Linked DNA regions of Mus musculus: region 1 is linked to region 2. Evidence: chromatin contacts called from ENCODE Hi-C or POLR2A ChIA-PET data. All regions are on one chromosome and are shown on one strand. The core of a region is the stretch at or near the end of the contact, and the rest is flanking DNA. Distances in the headings are between cores, read along the strand shown.

Evidence for each region. A loop is a pair of places that touch in the nucleus more often than their neighbours do. ChIA-PET counts read pairs that join two places held with the same protein, here RNA polymerase II (POLR2A).
Region 1: a loop to region 2 is called in a map of left cerebral cortex, with 5 times the contacts of the local background. The contact joins the promoter of Grb2 here to the enhancer-like site in region 2. A Hi-C loop is called at or near these places in 3 of 37 maps with a recorded cell type or tissue (heart and left cerebral cortex). POLR2A ChIA-PET finds 5 or more read pairs at or near these places in 3 of 5 experiments (Patski and embryonic stem cell).

The regions. Positions count from the first base shown.
Region 1 is chr11:115,707,192-115,709,891 of GRCm38, forward strand. It overlaps Grb2 (growth factor receptor bound protein 2), which reads right to left and starts at 1,406. Exons shown (of 6, transcript NM_008163.4): 1 at 1,203-1,406.
Region 2 is chr11:115,672,496-115,675,378 of GRCm38, forward strand. The region is part of intron 2 of Grb2 (growth factor receptor bound protein 2); the gene reads right to left. Among named protein-coding and RNA genes, the nearest start is that of Grb2, 35 kb to the right of the region's middle. Within about 2 kb of position 1,597, at least 2 of the 3 ENCODE cell types and tissues checked have a DNase peak (open chromatin) inside an H3K27ac peak, as active enhancers do; they include left cerebral cortex, where a contact is called at or near this core.

The DNA of each region.
Region 1 (2,700 bases), core at 156-2,655, 35 kb after region 2:
TTGAGTTTCCTAGTTCCCAGGGGGAGAACTTAAACAGCCCCCTACCACCAACACCACCACCCGCCCCCGCCCCCCTGGCTCCCAAGTAGCCCTCCTGGCTGCCTGATGAATACAGTGGACGTTAAAAAAGGAATGCAAACAGGGAAGGTATCTCCCTCCAAAAGAAAAGGGGATCTTAGAACGACGGAGAAAATGAACAGTGCCCAAACCAGCAGAAACTTGAAAATTATAACGGAGGAACAGCAAGAAGGGGAAGTAGATTTTTTTTTAAAGGGGGCGGAGGGACCAATGACTGGCGCTACAGATGCTTTTCGTGTCCCTAGTAGCGTAGAATGGAGACAGAAGGCAAAAACGGAAAAGTGAAAGAGAGGTGAAGAAGTCAAAAACAAAAAACAAAACAAAAAAACAACAACAACAAAACCCAGTTTCTCTAGCCTCTTTCTGAGTGTCAACAGCACCGAAAGATGACGTTGAACGCGCTTCGGCTACCCGGCAAACTGCACTGCTATAGCTTTTGAACACAGCCTAAAATCCCTTTCTTACCAACCCACACGACCTAAGAGTGTTGCAGGAACCAACGGGGCTCTCTCCCCAAAATTCCTTCCTTCCAGCATTCCTATCCGCTGCTGCTGCTGCTTCCCCCCCACCCCCCAACAAGTATTTTTTCCCCCTCAAGTCCTTCTAAAAAGAGAAGCGCCCAACTCTCACAAAGACCCGTCGGCGGGTCCGGGTAACAATCATTCTAAGTCACGGTGGATTCCCGCACACAATTCCACCGCAAGATGCCAAGAGGCGGTGACGTGGTGGCCTTGCAGGTCAAAGGAGCATCAATCACCACGTTAGCTGCGGGCACCGAATCCCCCGCCTCCCGGGCTCAGTCAGCCTGACTCAGAGCAGCAGCCTGCGCCTCTCGGCTGCTCCGGGCTCCCCAGCGTCCAGCCGGACGGCCGCCACACCAGACCTCCCCGGCGGGCCGGGTCTCTGCCCCCAGCGGGAGGAAGACCGGCACCAGGAAGGAAGCGCCCCAAAAGGGGAAACGAGGAGACGGCTGCGCAGCCGCTGCGCTCGGGTCCCAGCCTTCCCCGGCCCGCGAGCGGCCCTCCCCGGCAGCCCCGAGCAGCCCGGGCCCGAGCCGCTCGCCGCCGCGCGGCGCGGGGACCACGGAGCTCCCGCTCACTTCCCGCCCGCTCCCCTGCACTCACCGTGACGCGCCGTCCACTCCGTCACCCGGCCCGGCCCGCCCTGCGCTGCCGCCCGCAGCCGCCAACCTCGCTGCTGCTCCCTGACTGCGGCGCCCGCTGCCCCGACCGCCGTCCCGGCCGCAGCCCCGCTCGCTCTCGCCGCCGCCGCCGCCCGATCGCAGAAGCAACAGAGCAACCTAGCTTCCGCTCCTCGCCAGGGTCCCGCGAGAACTTCCCCACGCGGCCCCGCCCCGCCGCGCCCCGCCCCCGCGAGACTTCCCCCGGCGGAAAAGGCCCAGAGCGCAAGCGCTCCTCCTCCGCTCCGCCCGGCAGGTAGCCTAGAGGGGGGCTTCGCGCATGCGTCAGCTCGGCCCGCAGCAGGTGGCACGGACTCGGCTCCGCCCCTGGGCCGTTGTAACCCTCTACGTGCCGGAGCAAGTGAATTACAGCTCTGCTCTAGAGGAACGGCGCTTTCCACACTCTAATCACGTCCTTTCTACCAAAACAAAGCAAAGAGGCACCGAGGAGCGGGGAGAGATCTCAGGATGGCTCAACCCAAATAGAGGACCAGTTCTAGAAACGTTTGGGGATCTGGTTCGTGCAACCTGCAGTATTCGATGAATTGTTTGATTAGTCTGTTCACGCAGTGAACCACATACCCAGTGTAAGTAAGCACTGTGCTGGGTAAAGAAGATGAAACAACGAGCAGAGATCCTGGCCTTCAAGAGGTTAAATCGAGAGAAGCAGCAGAAGAGTAAACAAGTAATGTCTTGGCTGGAGAGACCTCTCAGGTCAAAAACTGCTTGCTGCTCTTCCAGAGGACCTGCACCCACACCAGATGGCTCACAACTGTCTGTAACCCCAGTTCCAGGAGACTTAGTGCCGCTGGCCTCTGATAGCACTAGCATTCACCTGCACACACCCTCATGCGCGCGCGCGCGCGCGCGCACACACACACACACACACACACACACACACACACACATACACACACAGCTATAACACTTACACATAGCTCTTTGGGGGAATGCTGAGGAAGCCAAAAAGATAGAGAAAGGCTGGCTCTGTTCCTCAGCCCACTGTATAAAAGACTTAACAAAGAAGGTGATGTGGAACTGAGTACTGGAGGGCGAGTAGGAGTTCCACAGCACAGGAGCCAGGGTAAGCGCTTAGCCAACAAACGGAATGGCACAGAACAGAGAGATGGATGGAGGCGTGAGAAAGTCGTGTTCTGTGCGATGCAAAGTGCATAGATAGGTTCCTGTGCGGGGCTGCCGGTTTTGGGGGAGTAGTAGATGAAGCTTGGAGAAGTACCTCTCAGTTCCAAAAGCTCTTTTCAATTATAGGAGAGCAAGAACACAGCCAATGTCAATGTGTTCTCTAGAAGCCAACAAAATACAGTTAAGAATACCCAAGCCTCTGCTACAATAATGAGTCCACTAAAATAAGGCAAGTGAATTGTTCTTTCGACAAGTGTTTACTGAACATCATTTGCAATTGAAAATGCCTTTCAGAGCAA
Region 2 (2,883 bases), core at 347-2,846:
ATTTAAAGGAGGAGGAAGGGGCTGGAGACAGTTTTGGTTCCTAGCACCAACATGTGGCTCAGCACTGCCTATAACTGCAGTCTCAGGACCCACAGCCTCTTCTGGTTTCCTTGGGCACAAGGCATGGCATGTATATATGCAGGCAAACGCCTACACACATAAAAATAAACATTAAAAAAAAAAAAAAGGAGAAAACAGACTAAGCTGCTAAGGGCCAGGATCAAAGAATGGCTGTGCCGTTCAAAGAGGGAGCAATGAGGTGAACAAGCTGGCCAGAGAACTTGACTTTGTTGGGTTTTCTTTTCTCTTTCCTTCTTTTTTTTTTTTTTTTTTTTTTTTTTTTGCTTTTTTGAGACAGTCACTCTGTAGTCCAGACTGGCTTTGAATTCAGAACAAGCCTCTTGCCTCAGGCTCCAGAACGTAGGATTACAGTTGTAAGATGTTCATCTAGTTCCAACACTCTACTAAACATCCCCGTGAGTCCTGCCAGTTCCTTACCAGCTGCCTGGTTATCAGGGAGAACTGCTTCCCATGCAGGTCTAGGCTCACAGAACATGGACTATGCTTTGTGAATTTATGCATGAATTGTCTGTTTACAATGAAGGACTTGTGCTAAGCATCTTGGATGCTGTTACAGAGGAAACCATTCTGGGGCTCAGAACCAAGAATAAACTAATCCAAGTCTGCCATAAACCAAGCAATCTACCTAAAAAGATGATCCGAGTTCCGGACTGGTGAGATGACTCACTGGTAAAGAAAGGCACTTGCTGCCGAGCCTGAGAACCTGAGTTCAAACTCTGGAACCAACACGAAGGAAGGTAAGAAAGCCCTAAAGCTTTCTAACTGCCATACATATCCACAAACACCCCAAAGCAAGGAAATAAAGCAAACAAACTACAATGCAGCGACCAACACTCTCTTCTAGCTTATTGTATGGTATTTTTCATCTTATTTTCACAGACAATAAGGAGAGCACCTATAAGTTTGTTTTTTATATTTACTTCTGTGTATGAGTGTTTTGTTTGCATGGATGTATGTATGTCCACTGCAAGGATGCCTGGGACCCACAAAAATTACAAGAAGTCTATCGGCTCCCTTGCAACTAGAACTGCAGGTGGCTGTGAGCTGCCATGTGGGTGGTGCTGGGATCCAACCCAGGTCTTCTCCTGAGCTCTCTTTCCTGTCCATTTATTCATTTAATTTGGTTTTTCTGGACTGGGTTTTTCCTGTGTAGCCCTGCCTGGCTGTCCTAGAACTCACTCTGTACACCAAGCTGGCCTTGGACTCAAAGAGAGCGCCATGCCCTCTGCCTCCCAAGTGATGGGATCAACGCATGTGCCGCCACCACAAGACAAGGTACTATTATGTAGCTCTGTCTGGCCTTGAACTCAGATCTGCATGCTTCTACCTACTAACTGCTGGGCTTAAATGTGTACACCATCTCTTATAAAAATCAGCTATCAAAGATATACTACCGATCTATTTATATACTGCTGGATATGTTATTTATGAGTCATTTTTCCCACCTCCAAACTCTCAGAAGCAGATTTCACCCCTTAGTGGAGAAATCAACCCTTGCCAAGAAGGCAAAGCTCCAACTCACTCACTGCCAACGTTACTCAGAACACACGGGAGTCAGGAAGCACTCCTGGAGATATTTTTAAGCATGTTGGTTTGACCAAGATGCTATAGATATAAGTATTGAACACTTTTCGTTTTACAAGCCGAGTAAGTAAGTTGCTGGGTGGGAAGACCAACGGAACAGGAACAAAAACCGCGTCTGCCTCTGTTTTAGCCTGTCAGGTGCACAGGCTTTGTCCTGAATTTAAATCTTCTAAACTATGGGAGCCCTACGCACATCATCAAACGTCTGAGCTCAGGAAGCAGCCAGTTGCCTCTGCTCCAGCGTGGGTACCTAAGTACAGTGGTGTGGGGGCCGATCTTCAAAAGGGCAGAACAGCCCCCCACCTCCAGTTGGGCTCACCCAGTTACTAATGTGACAACTGCTGACGGCTGAAGTACCACAATTAAATGCCAACTGCTCCCCACAAGGAGGGAAGAGGAAGGAAAAAATAGTAAGTCTAGGGAATGGAGGAGAGAAAACCAGAGCTGTGTGAGACAGATAATGAAAGACAGCAGGGGACTTTATCAAAAAGTGATTGCCCTGTGTGCCCAGCAGGAAGTACAGCCACTCCTCCCCTTCAAAAGCCTGGTGGGGCATGTCCAGGACAGCACAATCCATACTCTACCCTCCACACAAAACTGGTTCTTAGGGGACAGGGATACTTTGCAGGCATAAAGGTGGTTTTCTAATTCAAGAGTCAAGAGACCCTTGCAAATTAAGCATACCGCCTCTACTCAATTTTCTCATCTGGGCAAAGGGTACCGTAATGTTCAGCCATACACATGTGATTTCAGGTAAACCCCACCTTTTTTTTTTAAAGATTTATTTATTTATTATATGTAAGTACACTGTAGCTGTCTTCAGACACTCTAGAAGACGGCATTAGATGACATTACAGATGGTCGTGATCCACCATGTGGTTGCTGGGAATTGAACTCAGGACCTCTGGAAGAGCAGTCAGTGCTCTTAACTGCTGAGCAATCTCTCCAGCCCTCAGGTAAACTCTTTTTTTGTTTGTTTGGTTTTTTGTTTTGTTTTTTCGAGACAGGGTTTCTCTGTGTAGCCCTGGCTGTCCTGGAACTCACTTTGTAGACCAGCCTGGCCTCAAACTCAGAAATCCACCTGCCTCTGCCTCTGGAGTGCTGGGATTAAAGACATGCGCCACCATGCCCGGCTTCAGGTAAACTCTTAAACCAGGGCCAAGGGGAAGTCACTCTGGTCTCCTGTGCAACAGCACTTGACTTTTTTATTTTTAATTA